2 separate regions of the Homo sapiens genome follow, and region 1 is linked to region 2. A link is an interaction called in ENCODE POLR2A ChIA-PET data of the cell type or tissue named here. Cell type or tissue: B cell. All regions are shown on one strand. Links, peaks and the distances in the headings refer to the core of each region. The heading gives the core; the rest is flanking DNA.

Region 1 (7,768 bases), core at 1,088-6,087, 1.3 Mb before region 2:
GCGCCTGTAATCCCACTACTCTGCAGGCTGAGGCAGGAGAATCACTTGGAGGTGGTTGCAGTGAGCCGAGATTGTGCCATTGCACTCCAACCTGGGTAACAAGAGCAAGACTCCATCTAAAAAAAAAAAAAAAAAGGTATGCTTGCAATTAATTTTAAATAGTTAACCTGATTTACTAAATATATGAGGGCAAGTTTTATGATGTTTAAATGCTTAAGAGAACCATATGGAAATGTGTAATTTTATTATTTGACTTATCCCAATTACTTATGTGTATAGAAAGGATTTCTTTATGGGATTTGTAATCTGCTCTTTTAGGTGCTTAAAGTTCTTGAGAAAATCCATTATATGAAATTGTGACCATAGCTGGAAACATTTATAGGAATATAATTAACCAAGTACATAAAATATGTTTAACTATTTAGAAACAATCATATTATTGGACTTAGACTTCCATTTCTTGAATTATATACCATTGACCTTTGAACAACATGGATTTCAATTGCAAGGGTTCACCTATACATGGATTTTTTTTTTCAATAAGTGTATTAGAAAAATTTTTGGAGATGTCTGACAATGTTTAAATATTCACAGATAAATCATGCCTAGAAATAGCAAAAAGATTAAGAAAAAGGTACGCCATGAATGCATAAAACATATTGATACTAGTCTATTTTCTTATTTACTCTATAAGATGTACAAAAATCTATTATAAAAAGTTAGTTTGTCTACACTTACACATACAGACACTTAAAGACTACATGGCACCATTCTCAGTTGAGAAAAATGTAAATAAATTGAGATGTACTATCAAAATAATAACTGCATAAAAACTATAATTAATTATAGTACATGTGGTACTTCTGTAATACTTTTGTAGCCACCTCTCATTGCTATTGCAGTGAGCTCAAGCATTGTATCTGCTTGAAATGTCATGTGATGCTAATCACCTCCAAGTGAGCAGTTTGTCTCATCCATAAATTGCGTATCCCAGTAAAAAGTGACCTTTTGAAGTTCTCACTCATTTTTCAGTGCAATATCATAAACCTTCAATAACACCATGGGACCCATACAAAGAGTCAGTAGTGCTGCTGGAAGTGCTCCCAAGAAACAGAGAAGAGTCACGACATTACCAAAAAAAGGTGAATTGTTTGATAGGTCCCATAGATTGGGGTCTGCAGCTGAAGTTTCCTGTCACTTCAGGATAAATGAATCTAGTATAAGGCTCATTGGAAAAGAAAAGAAAAAAAAGAGAAGAAAAGAGAAGATATGAAGCCATCACTACAGCTAGGCCAGGAAGTACCAAGACTTCGCACTTTTTGCAAAATACCTTTTTATGTCATATTGAAAATGCACCTTTTATGTGGGTGCAGGATTGCTATAAGAAAGGCATACTTATACACTCTAACATGATTCAAGAAAAAGCAAAGTCACTATATGATAACTTAAAGCAAAAGGAAGGTGAAAGATCTAAATCTGGAGAACTTAATGCCAGAAAGGATAGTTTGATAATTTTAGAAAGAAGTGTGGCTTAAAAAATGACAAGATAACAAGAAAAGCAGCTTTTGCCAACCAAGAGGCAGCAAATTTCCACACACCATTAAGAAACCCATTGAGGATAAAGGACATTTTCCTGAAGAGATTTTTATTGCAGATGAAAGTGCCCCATTTTGGGGGGTGGGGGAGAAATGCCACAAAAGATATTTACTAGTAAGGAAGAAAAGCAAGCACCAGGATTTAAGGCAGGAAGGGATAGGCTAATGCTATTGTTTTGTGCAAAAGCAGTTGGGTTTGTGATCAGGGCTGTCCCTATCTATAAAGCTACTAACACCCAAACCTTGAAGGAAAATAAAACACCAGCTGTCAGTCTCTTGGCTGTATTACAACAAGAAGGCCCAGAAAATGAGAACTCTTTTTCTGATTGGTTCTATCAATGCTTTGTTCCTGAAATTGGGAAGTACTTTGCCAGTAAAGGGCTTTTTTATAAAGTTATTTTGATATTGGACAATGTCCCTGGCCACCTAGAACTCTACGAGTTCTACACCAAAGGCATCAAAGTGGTCTATTTGGCCACAAACTCAGCATCTGTAATTCAGCGGAGATCGGGGGATCATAAGGACCTTTAAGGCTCATTATTCACGGTAGTCTATGGAATGATTGTCAGCACTATGGAGGAGAATCCCAATAGAGAGCACATCATGAAAGTTTGGAAGATTACCCCATTGAAGATGCCATCGTTGTTACAGAAAATGCTGTGAAAGCAATCAGGCCCAAACAAATAAATTTTGCTGGAGAAAACTGTGTCCAGGTGTTGTGCATGATTTCACAGGATTTGTGGCAGGACCAGTCAAAGGAATCTTGAAAGAGATTGTGGATATGGCAAAAATGGTGCAGGGATGAGAGGTTTCAAGATATGAATCATGAAGAAGTTCAAGAACGCATAGGCACCACATCAGAAGAATTAACAGAAGAAAACTTGATGGAGATAAGGACTTCCAAACCAGTGTGAGATAGTGAGGAAGAGTACATAGGAGAAGCAGTGCCAGAAAACAAATTGACATTAGACAATCTGGCAGAAGGGTTACAATTATTTAACACTGCTTCTGACTTTTTGTACAACATGGAGTCTTCTATGATACAAGAACTGAAATTAAAGCAAATGGTGGAAGGATTGGTACTGTATGGTATTATCTTTGGAGAAATGAAAAAGCAAAAAAGGCAGACAGAAATCATGTATTTCTGTAAAGCTACACCACTGTGCCTGCCACTCCTCCTTCCACCTCTTCCACCTCTTTCAGTTCTGCCACCCCTGAGACAGCAAGACCAACCCTTCCTCTTTCCTCTCTTTCTCAACCTACTCAGTGTGAAGATGACAAGGATGAAGACCTTTATGATGATCCACTTAATGAATAGTAAATATATTTTCTCTTAGGAATAGCTTAATAACATTTCTTTTCTCTATCTTACTTTATTGTAAGAATACAGTATATAATACACATAATATATAAAATATGTGTTAATTGAGTGTTTATATTATCAGTAATTCTTCCAGTCAGCAGTAGTCTATTAGTAGTTAAGTTTCTGGAGAGTCAAGTTATATGTAGATTTTTTACTGTGAAGGGAGACAATGTCCTTAACATCTGCCTTTTTCAAGAGTCAACTGTATATTTAAAATATGAAATAATTTAAGCTTATATATAGTACCTAAAGATTTATATACATTTTGTTCGTGAAATACATACATACATATATATATATATATATATATATATATATATGCCAACCAAACAATAACCAAGGACAAACCGTGCTTAATTTAACTGAAAAATGTTTACATTTATAGATTAATACCAAATGTTTTTCAATTATGTTTAAAACCTTAAGAAAAGCAAAGTTTTCCGTTTATAATTGTAGTTGAATGAGTGTCAGTGACAACACAGAGTACTGTAAGTATTGTTTTCTGCACACAAAAGCCTCTATGAATCTTTTCCAAAAAAGCCCAATTGATGTCACCCTGGGACAGAGCCAAAAAATCTTTCTGATGAAAGTAATGCTGAGGTCAAAAATAAAGAATCTGAAAACGTGAGCCAAAACAGATTGAGACTGAGTAGAAGAGAGGGATAACATTGTTCGGGGAACTGCAAGAGCTTTAGTCTTGAAGCATGAAGGATAAAGTAGGAATTCCTAAGGAGGTAGATGCCAAAACTCCTTAGCTGGGAAGCTATGTAAGAGGCAGCTAAAAAGTAACTCCCCCAGATGCCTCTCACTTTCAACACACATACTCGGTATGGTAAAAATAAATCTCATTGGCTTCTTCTTCAGATCTCTTTTCTGTGGAGAGGCCTTAGTGGGCACTGCTGCTGGGAAACAAATAAAGCTTTTGTTTGTGCTTTCTTCAGCAGAGCCTGGTGCTAGCTCTGTCACTCAGGAAACAGAACTCAATTGTTTCTCTCTCCTCATCCCTCTCTTGTTAACCAAATATGCTCATTTCCTGACAGTCAGTGGTACCATGTAAGGCCTCCTCCCCTCTTCTGCCTTCAGCTGCAAGGCTTCCATCTGAGTTGAGGTCAACACATACGCAGGAATGAAAAGAAATGATAAGGAGGAAATGTTTCAGTGGAATAAAATGTAAACTATGTACACCTCTGCCCTGCCACTGGTGGTTCCTGGGGGCTCCTTCTCCTGCCTGGCCACAGGCATCTGCTTGTTCCCAACTCAAGGCTTTCACATTTGCTGTATTTTCTGCTTGAAATATGAACCTTCCCTGTCATTTCAGTGGCTTCTTCAGCATTCTTCATTTTAGTCCACCCATGGGGCACAGAGGACCTTCCTGGACAGAGCCAGACTTGTGTTAGCCTCCTACTCAGGAGAGGCCTGGCTGGTGCCCTTCAGAACCCAAGGCAGAGGAACTGGCAGTCTCTGGAAAGCTCACAATGCAGTCATCCAAAGGCACAGCTTCACTGAGTGTACTTAGTTCTTTTTCCTCATGCGGGGTGTCATAGGTCTTGCCCAAAGAAAGAGATCAGGATAAGGGAGTTCCAGGGTGTCACGCAAGAGCCTAGGATTGACGCTGTCTCTTCTCTTACTAGCTCTGTGACCTTGAGCAACCCACTGATCTTCTTTGTACATCTGTTTCCTTATATGTAAATGAGTTTTAAAAGCCTTCTTATAGATAAAGAAGGTTAACTTAAAAATAATAGTTGACCCATAAGGTTACATTTAGGAATGGAAAGAATATGTTTGCGAAGATTTAGTAAAGTTTCTCAAGAGGTGTGTCTTCAATTTATTTTGATTGTATTGTGGTTTTCAATGATATTATTAGTTATGAAATGAACGACAGTTTCACTTGGTGGGTACCAAACTCTTTCAGATGACTCTAAGATTTCTTAGAGGCACTTCAGGTTACGCAAATGTCTAATCCTATTTTTTAATAGATTTTGTTTTTTAGGTTTTAAAATAGATTTTATTTTTTAGTTTTAGGTTTATAGCAAAGCTGAGCAGAAGGTACACTGATTTTCCACATACTCCCTGCCCCCACATACTCATAGCTTCCCCCACTAGCAATATCCCACGTAAGAGCACTATATTTGTTATAATGAAACTCCATATGACATTGACATATCATTGTCACCCAAAGTTCATACTATACATTAGGGTTCACCCTTGGTGTTGCACGTTCTATAAGCTTTGCAAATGTATCATAACATGTAGCCATCATTACAGTATTATGCAGAATAGTATCACTGCCCTGAAAGTTCTCTGTGCTCTGCTGATTCATTCCCTCTTCTTCCCTAACCCCAGACAACCACTGATCTTTTTACTGTCTTCATAGTTGTGCCTGTTGCAGAATGTTACGTAGTTGGAACCATAAAGTTTGTAGCTTTTTTAGATTGGCTTGCTTCACATGGTAATTTTCACTGTGTGACAGTGCATTTCTTTTTAATGGTGAATAATATTCCATTGAATGGATATACCGCAGTTTACTTATTCATTCACCTATTGAAGGACATCTTGGTTTCTTCCACATTTTGGTAATTATTAATTTAGCTGCTATAGATATCTGCATGCAGATTTTTGTATGGATGTGTTTCTAACTAATATGAGAAAATTCCAAGGAGCATGATTTTTGAATTATATGTTCAGAAGAAACTACCAAACTGTCTTCCAAGGTGGCTACACAATTTTTCATTGCCATCTGCAATAAAAGAGAGTCCCGGTTGCTCCACATTCTCACCAGCATTTGGTGTTCTCACTGTTTTGAATTTTTGCCATTTAAATAGGTGTATAGAGGTATCTCATCATTTTGAGTCACATTTCCCTGATAATATACGATGGTGAACATCTTTTTATGTGCTTATTAGTCATCTGTATCTTTTTTGGTGAGATGTCTGTTCAGATCTTTTGCCCATTTGTTGTGGGCAACCAATCTGGTTGTTCACTTTCTTACTGTTGAGTTTTAAGAGGGTTTTTTCAGGGGGTGGGTATATTTTGGATAACAGTCTTTTTTTTTTATCAGATATGTGTTTTGCAAATATTTTCTCCCAGTCTATGGGGTCATCTTCTTATTCTTTGTTAGTGGCCTCGACAGAGCAGAAACCTTTAATTCTAATGAAGTCTGGCTTATGAATTAGTTTTAATGAATCATGGTTTCGGTGTGGTATCTATAATGTCATCACCATACTCAAAGTCACCTAGATAGGAGATGGCAAGGTGGAGGGACTTCCTTTCTCCATATTTTTTTAGACAAGACGAACATATATTATATCCTAAATATATCAACCAAATTGTTTAAATAAGCATGCCAAGTGTTATACAATAGATTTTCATGCCCCCAAAACCAAGTGTTACATAATAAACATTCATGGCCCCAAACAATGTAATTTTAGATTTACCAAAGTTATGAAAAGAAAAGAAAAAAGCTCTGTTTTTCCTTTTTAAAAAAATCAATCATTTCTAACTCAGTCTCCTAACTTGAAATTTTTGATACACATTTGGAAATTAATTGTGTGCTGCCTCATGAGATGCAGTTCAACGTTTAGAAACATGGTAATGGTTCTAAGAGCCAAATAGGGTCCTCAGGAATCTGGGAAGAAGGGCAGGAATTACTTTAGGATTAATGTAAGTTTTATAATACTGAAGTTGAGATTCCTAAGTGAAAAGGAAAGGAATGAAAACAAAACTTGTTTATGTCTCTAAAGTGGGAGTTGCAATTTCACATACCCGCAGAAGTCAGGAGAGGTAAATGAAAAAATAGTTTAACAAGATGCTTGTTAAAATATGTTAATAAATAGTTTTCTCTCCTGACTCATTCCCTGACCTTTGAAGGGATTCTTTATTTGGACACCTTGACTTTCAACTCCACTTTCCCCCAAGATTATGCCTTCAGTTTCCCCTTTGCCCTGCAGCCTATTCTTTTGTGAAACTCCATGTAACTATCAGACTCAGCGCCCCAGCCAAGAGCAAAGTTCTCCATTTGCTAATAAGGAAAGGAATTTAGACATGCATAATGTTGCAAGAAAACTAAGAAAATAGAAGAGGTAAGCCAAGTAGAGCAAGAGCTCCAATATGCATGTGTGAGTAGACAGAGAGCCTTCCCCACTTTGACAATGATGGCAGCCAGCAGAATTTGTTTTTGCAACAGTTAGGCTCAGCAATTCTCCAAGCAGCGGCAATGTTCCTGCACTCACACTGCACATGGTTTTGTTGCAGGAAAGGAGTCCCGATCCAGACTCCAAGAGAGTGTTCTTGGATCTCATGCCAGAAAGAATTCAGGGCAAATCCACAGTGCAAAGCAAAAAGAAGTTTATTAAGAAAGTAAAGTGGTGAAAAAACATCCTACTCCGTAGGCAGAGTAGGATGTTCCCGAAAGTAAGAGAATGCATCCACCCTAGATACAATACTTGCTTATATATAGGATAAAAAAAGATGATGAGGAGACATGCTCTGTTGCAAGGGTTTGTGATACAGGATTTTTTAATTACTATATTTTGCAACAATCAATATTATCTTTAAAGCAAAATTAAGAACGCTTCTGTCTGAAGATATTGGGATATTGACCGGGCACGGTGGCTCACATCTGTAATCCCAGCACTTTGGGAGGTCAAGGTGGAGGATTACCTGTGATCAGGAGTTCAAGACCAGCCTGGTCAACATGGTGAAACCCCGTCTCTACTAAAAATACGATAATTAGCCAGGCGTGGTGGTGCACACCTATAGTCCCAGCTACTCGGGAGGCTGAGGCAGGAGAATTGCTTGAACCAGGGAGGCA
Region 2 (7,768 bases), core at 1,852-6,851:
CTATCAGCATTTTGGTCAAAATCATTCAACAAGTCTCCAGGAAGTTCCAAACTTTCTCACATCTGCCTGTCTTCTTCTGAGTCCTCCAAGTCTCTACAAAGTTCCAAACTTTCCCACATTTTCCTGTCTTCTAATCTGAGCCCTCCAAACTGTTCCAACCTCTGCCTGTTACCCAGTTCCAAAGTTGCTTTCACATTTTCAGGTATCCTTATAGCAGTGCCCCACTCCCAGTACCAATTTACTGTGTTAGTCCATTGTCACGCTGCTATGAAGAAATGCTCAAGACTAGGTAATTTACAAAGGAAAGAAGTTTCACTGACTCACAGTTCTGCAGGGCTGGGGAGGCCTCAGGAAACTTACAATCATGGTGGAAGGGGAAGCAAACATATCCTTTACATGGCGGCAGGAAGGAGAAGTGGTGAGCAAAGTGAGGAAAGCCCCTTATAAAACCATCATCTCATGAGAACTCACTCACTATCACAAGAACAGCATGAGGGTAACGGCCCCCATGATTCAATTACCTCCCACTTGGGCCCCTCCCATGACACATGGGATTATGGGAACCATAATTCAAGATGAGATTTGGATGGGGACACAGCCTAACTATATCAACAACCTTTCAAAATGAGTCTACCAAGTTGGGATACCTGCTGTGGTACACTGGAGGAGGTGCAAGTGTGGTTTCCCATTTTTTTCTCCGAGAGAGAGAAAAAGTAGCAAGTATGAAGTCTGAAGTCAGAAAGCATGAGTTTAAAATCTGTTTCTGCCACTTCCTAGCTGTCAGGTCTTGGGCAAGTTACATGACCCTCAGAATCTCAGATGCTTCATCTACACCGTGAATCATAATAACAGTATTACATTATTGGATTGTTCCGAGCAGGGAATGAAATTTTGCGGGTACAGCACAAGACCACGTTACCTAGTAGTAATAAGGATTTAATAAATGTTAGCTTTAAATGTTAGTGAGATATTTCAGGTTAACTTTAGCCCTAGGGAGGAGGGAGAAGGGTCCTGGGAAATAAGTAGACATGAATGCAGGAAGGGGATGACAGAAAGCACTGACTGAAGCAGCCTGTCGAGAAATGTGTCATCAAGACCCATGTCCAGCAGCTTATTCCTATTCCACCTTTTCCCTACCATTTGTGAAGTACCTATCAGCCTAAAAGCAATGAGCTCACATTAGGTAAACATATGGTGATGGTGGGGAACATGTAATTAAATAAGTAAATGAATAATCCCTGTGACCTTCTCACCTAAGGGCTTGCAGAGTTTCTTCACTTTTGATTCCTGGCTTCCAATGCCTCCCGTTTCTGATCCAAATGTATCATCTTCTGCCAGAAGATGGTCTATGGGTTATGCTTTCTTCTTACTACACAAGAGAAAAATCAATGAATGTTTATAGTTGCTAGGTGTCCATTAGCACCGCGTAAGGCAAGGGCTGACAACCTATGGCATGCAAGCAGATTTTTAGTGCCACGAAGGATGATCCTGAATTCTCCCCACACTTGAAAGCAAATCAATGCAGTTGCTCTCAAAAGTCACTTTCCTATTGGTTACCGATGCTCCATCCCGACAAAGATGGTAGTCTTACAGCCAACGGATGGTCCCCAAGAGGGGATTCTCTGTTTTCTCTTATGCATGCTCATTGTACCTTAGGTCCTCACTAGCTGCTGGTTACTCAAAGTCCTCCACTTGGGTCTTACCCTAACTTCTGTCCTCAATTCTAAAATTATCTTTCCTTCAATTTCCTACCTCCTACTTCTCTCTTTTAAGAGTGCCTGAAAACTTACATAAGGACCTTCCCCTAAGGCACTAGGAAGACAGCCCTCAGACCTTTGCATTGCATGTGTTCTTTAAAAATGTAAATTTGGGGGCTTCATTCCAAACATGACAAATGAGAGGTCTGGGTAGGGCCCAGGAATTTGCACTTTCAACAACCTCCTTGGGTGATCTTCTCCCCTCCCCTCCCCTCCCCTCCCTTACTCTCCCCCTCCTTCCCTTCCCTTCTCCCTCCCTTCCTCCCTCGCTCCCTTCCTTTCTCTCTTTCTTTTTTGTTTTTGGTTTTTTAGGTACAGAAAAAGTTTTAGAAACTTCAAGAGAGGGATCTGAATTTTAATAAGTGCCCCAGGTGATTCTGATAGGAAAAAGCTGGAAACACAGGCAGTTACCTTTAACTGGTGAAAGTTCAAGCATCTGACCAATACCCTAGTTCCAGCCTTTCCCCTGCAGCCCTTTTGAAAGTCTGCAGATAATTTCACATATAATTAAGGTATATAAAGTAAAAGTTCTAGTTGTCTAAACATCTAGAGTATTTTTTTTTTCTGGGCTCAGTCCATAATAACCAATATCTAAAATCTTGAAGTCAATGACACTAAGGGTCTATCACATAAGTAAACATTCTCTGCACTCAGGTGAAAGCCAGGAATTTAACTGAAAGAGGAAGACAACTGTAAATCAAAATCATCCCGTTTACCAAATGCCATTATGAATATCCATCTCAATGTAAAATTATTTATAGGTACAATTTTCATGCTACTAAAATTGCATTCCTGATGCTAAAAAAAAAGAGCATCTATTGGAAAGGAACTATACAATATTTTCATAAATCCCTGTCCACTTAATAATTAGCTTATTAATAAAGAAATTACATTTTTAATATTTACATAACTACAAATATATGCCTTAAAATATTTAAAGTGTCATTAAAAATTTTTTTTAATTTTTAAAAATGTTTTTAGAGACAGGATTTTGCTTTGTCATCCAGGCTGGTGTGCAGTGGTGTGATCACAGCTCACTGCAGCCTCAAACTTCTGGCTCTCAAACTCTGGTGATCCTCCCACCTCAGCCTCCTAAGCAGCTAGGAATACAGGCACACACCACTATTCCCGGCTAATTTTTTGTAGAGATGGGATCTCACTATGGTGTCCAGGCTGGTCTCTCTGTCTTAGAGATGGGATCTCACTATGCTGTCCAGGCTGGTGTCTCTCTCTCTCTCTCTCTCTCTCTCTCTCTCCAACTCCTGGCCTCAAGCGATCCTCCCGCCGCAGTCTTCCAAAGTGCTTGGAGCCACTGCACCTGGCTCCATTAATATTTTGGCTCCCTTAGTTTTTGAATGCCAAAGGATTACATTAGTAATCTCTGAATTATTATGCTTTTATGGAAGAACTATTCCTGAAGTTACTCAAACCCAGTAGTTTTCAAGTGTGGTGCTCAGATCACCTGCATCAAAATCACAGTTTTCAAAACTTTTTTCCTTGAGATAAACCTTACATATAATAAATTGCATAAATCTTACGTATAATATTCAATGGGTTTTGACGAATGCACACAACTGTATGACCCAACCCCATCAAGGTACAGAACATTATCAACAGAGAAAGTTCTTTTTTTTTTTTTTTTTTTTGAGACAGAGTCTCGCTGTGTCACCCAGCCTGGAGTACAGTGGCACAATCTCAGTTCACTGCAACCTCTGCCTCCTGGGTTCAAGCAATTCTTCTGCTTCAGCCTACCTAGTAGCTAGGATTACAGGCACCTGGCACCATACCCAGCTAATTTTTGTATTTTTAGTAGAGACGGGGTTTCACCATGTTGGCCAGCCTGGTCTCAAACTCCTGACCTCAAGCGACCCACCCATCTTGGCCTCCCAAAGTGCTGGGATTACAGGCATAAGCCACCACGCCCAGCCTCAGAAAGTTCTTTCATGACCCTTTCAAGTCAATCCCTTCCCCTACTCCAGAAGCAAACCCTATCCTAAATTTTTTCACCATAGAACTTCATATAAATGTATTGATTGGGAATTCTTTTGTGTAAAGCTTTTACTAAGCATAATGTTTCTGAAATTCATCTAGTAGTTTGTTCATTTTTATTGCTGAGTATAAATATACAACTGCATGTGAATTTGTAACAGAGTTTATGTTTTTCTTTTTTTTTTTGAGACAGAGTTTCGCTCTTTTTGCCCAGGCTGGAGTGCAGTAGAGGATCAAACGTGCATCAATGTTCACCACAGATATTGGCCTGTAGTTTTCTTTTTTTTTTTTTTTTTTTTTTTTGATGTGTCTTTGTTTGGTTTGGTATCAGGGTAACATTGGCTTCACAGAATGAATTCGAAGTATTCCCTCCTCCTCTATTTTTCTTAACAGGACTGGTATTAGTTCTTCTTTAGATGTTTGGTAGAATTCAGCAGTGAAGCTATTGGGTCCTGGGCTTTTCTTTGCTGGGAGACTTTTAATTATGACTTTGATATCATTACTTGTTATTGGTCTACTTAGGTTTTGGACTTCTTCATGGTTCAATTTTGGTAGGTTGTATGTGTCTAGGAATTTATTTCTTCTAGGTTTTCCAATTTATTGGCATATAGTTGCTTATAGTAGTCTGTAATGATCCTTTGAATTTCTGTGGTATCCAATGTACTGTCTACTTTTTCATTTTTTATTTTATTTGGGTCTCCTCTTTATGTCTCGGTTTGTTGATTTTGTTTATCTTTTCAAAAAACAAACTTTTTGGCCAGGCACAGTGGCTCACGCTTGTAATCCCAGCACTTTGGGAGGCCAAGGGAGGCATATCACTTGAGGTGAGGAGTTTAAGACCAGCCTGGCCAACATGGCAAAACCCTGCCTATACTAAAACTATAAAAATTCACCGGGTGTGGTGGCACATGCCTGTAATTTAAGGCTGAGGCAGGAGAATCACTTGAACCCGGGAGATGGAGGTTGCAGTGAGCCAAGATCACACGCCACTCCAGCGTGAGTGACAGAATGAGATACTGTCTCCAAAAAAAAAAAAAAAAGTTTTGTTTCGTCAATCTATTTTGTTTTTGTTTTCATTTCAATTTCATTTATTTCTTCTCTGATCTTTACTTAATCTCTTCCACTAATTTTGAGTTTGGTTTGATACTGCTTTTCTAGTTTCTTAAGATGTACTGTTAGGTTCTTTATTTGAAGTTTTTCTACTTTTTATTTTTATTTTTGAGATAGACTCTCACTCTGTCACCCAGGCTAGAGTGCAGTGGTGTGATCTCGGCTCACTGCAACCTGCACCTTGCAGGTTCAAGCAATTCTCCCTACCTCAGCCTCCCGAGTAACTGGGATTACAGGTACCCACCAGCACGCCTGGCTAATTTTTGTAGTTTTTAGTAGAGATGGGGTTTCACCATGTTGGCCAGGCTGGTCTTGAACTCCTGACCCCAGGTGATCTGCCCGCCTCAACCTCCCAAAGCGCTGGGATTAAAGGTATGAGCCACCATGCCCAGCCTGAAGTTTTTCTACTTTTTTGATGTGGGTGCTTTCCTCTTATTACCACTTTTGCTATATCCCATAGTGTTTTGTATGCTGTGTTTCCATTTTCATTTAAGAAATTTTTTAATTTCCTTCTTAATTTGTTCATTGACCCACTAGTCACTCAGGAGCATATTGTTTAATTTCCCTGTATTCACATAGTTTCCAAAGTTTCTCTTATTATTGATTATAGTTTTATTCCACTGTGATCAGAGAAGATACTTGATATTATTTCACCACCACGACTGGCTAATTTTTTTTTTTTTTTTTTTGTATTTTTAGTAGAGACGGGGTTTCACCATGTTGGCCAGGCTGGTCTCAAGCTCCTGACCTCAGGTGATCCGCCTGCTTCGGCCTCCCAAAGTGCTGGGATTAGGCATGAGCCACCACACCCAGCAATATTATTTCAATTTAAAAAAAAAATTTTTTTTTTTTTGAGATGGAGTCTCACTCTGTCACCCAGGCTGGAGTGCAGTGGTGTGATCTTGGCTCACTGCAACCTCCACCTCCCAGGTTCAAGCAATTCTCTCCCTCAGCCTCCCGAGTAGCTGGGATTACAGGTACCTGCCACCACGCCTGGCTAATTTTTTTGCATTTTTAGTAGAGACGGGGTTTCACCATGTTGGCCAGGCTGGTCTTGAACTCTTGACCTTGTGATCCACCCGCCTCGGCCTCCCAAAGTCCTCGGATTACAGGCATGAACCACCAGGGAAACCCGGCTAAAAATGTTTTAAGACTTTGTCTGGGCACAGTGGCTCACACCTGTAATCCCATCACTTTGGGAGGCAGAAGTGGGAGGACTGCTGGAGCCTAGGAGTTCAAGACCAGCCTAGGCAATATAGTGAGAGCCTATCTCTACAAAAAATAGAAAAAATTATCCAGATAAGGTGGCATGTGCCTGTAGTCCCAACTACTGCAGAGACTGAGGTGGGAGAATCACTTGAGCCTGGGAAGTTGAGGCTGCAGTGAGCCATGATCGTGCCACCGCACTTCAGCTTGGGAGACAGAGTGAGACCCTGTCTTGCAAACAAAACAAAAAACAAACAAACAAAAAAAAAAAACACCACTTGCTTTGTGGCCTAACATAGGATCTATCCTTGAGAATGATCCATGTGCTGAGGAGAAAAATGTACATTCTGCAGCTGTTGGATGAAATATTCTGTAAATATCTCTTAAGTCCATTTGGTCAATAGTGCAAATAAGTCTAATGTTTGTTGATTTTCTGTCTGAATAATCTGTCCAATGCTGAAAGTGAAGTGTTGAAGTCTCCAACTATTATTGTATTGGGGTCTATCTCTCTTTGATATAGTAATATTTGCTTTATATATCTGGGTGTTCCTCTATTGGGTGCATATATATTTACAGTTGTTATATCCTCTTGCTGAAATGTTCCCTTTAAAATTATATAATGATGTTGTCTTTTTTCATAGTTTTTGTCTTGAAATCTATTTTATTTGATATAACTACTCTTGCTTTTATTTTGGTTTCCATTTGTATGCTATATCTTTTCCATCCCCTTATTTTCAGTCTATGTGTGTCTGTGTGTCTTCATAAGAGAAGTGTGTTTGTTGTAGGCAACAGATCGCTGGGCTTTTTTTTTTTTTTTTCCTTTTTAATCCATTCAGCCACTCTATGTCTTTGGATTGGAGCATTTAGCTCATTTACATTCAATATTATTATTGATAGGTAAAAACTTACTCCCACCATTTTGTTATTTGTTTTCTGGTTGTTTTATGGTCTTCTCTTCCTTCTCATGTCAGTGTTTTTCTCTGGTGGTACGTTTTAATTTCTTGCTTTATACATGTTGCGTATTTATTGTATTTTTCTGACCTGAGGTTACCATGAGGCTTGCAAATAACACCTTATAACCCATTATTTTAAACTAATGACAATCTAACTCTGATTGTAAAAACAAACAAGCCAAGAGAAAACTGATAAAAACTCTAGTTTTTAATCTATAAAAACTATTATCTAGTTTTTAATCTATAAAAACTATTATCTAGTTTTTAATCTATAAAAACTATTATCTAGTTTTTAATCTATAAAAACTATTATCTAGTTTTTAAAACTATAGTTTACTTCATGAACATAAGAGTAAACAGAAAATCTCAATCATTTTATTACATCAAATACAAAACTCTACACTTACATTTTATCCCCTGCTTTTTTTTTTTTTTTTTTTTTTTGAGATGGAGTCTCGCTCTGTCGCCAGGCTGGAGTACAGTGGTGCAATCTCAGCTCACTGCAACCTCCACCTCCCGGATTCAAGCAATTCTCCTGCTTCAGCCGCCCAAGTAGCCGGGACTACAGGCACGCACCACCATGCCCAGCTGATTTTTATATTTTTAGTAGAGATGAGGTTTCACCATGTTGGCCAGGATGGTCTTGATCTCTTGACCTCGTGATTTGCCCACCTTGGCCTCCCAAAGTGCTGGGATTAAAGGCGTGAGCCACCGTGCCCAGCCCATCCCCTGCTTTTTAACCTTCTGATGTTT

What was found. Peaks named below come from ENCODE experiments on the same cell type or tissue, not always from the same donor. Only the 100,000 strongest peaks of a DNase experiment are listed, where the experiment ranks them.
Region 1: POLR2A ChIA-PET joins it to region 2 with 8 read pairs; 1 of 35 experiments calls an interaction of 5 or more read pairs at or near these places.

Annotation. Positions count from the first base shown.
Region 1 is chr3:112,387,369-112,395,136 of GRCh38, forward strand. All of the region lies in intron 1 of LOC105374041 (a long non-coding RNA gene), which reads right to left. Among named protein-coding and RNA genes, the nearest start is that of CD200, 58 kb to the left of the region's middle. RefSeq lists enhancers at 3,618-4,233, 4,284-4,393. In B cell, for the core only: no CTCF peak of the experiment used is centred there; no DNase peak of the experiment used is centred there; H3K27ac peaks cover 311 bases.
Region 2 is chr3:113,676,029-113,683,796 of GRCh38, forward strand. It overlaps USF3 (upstream transcription factor family member 3), which reads right to left. Exons shown (of 7, transcript NM_001009899.4): 2 at 1,254-1,369. Among named protein-coding and RNA genes, the nearest start is that of USF3, 17 kb to the right of the region's middle. In B cell, for the core only: no CTCF peak of the experiment used is centred there; no DNase peak of the experiment used is centred there; H3K27ac peaks cover 1,719 bases.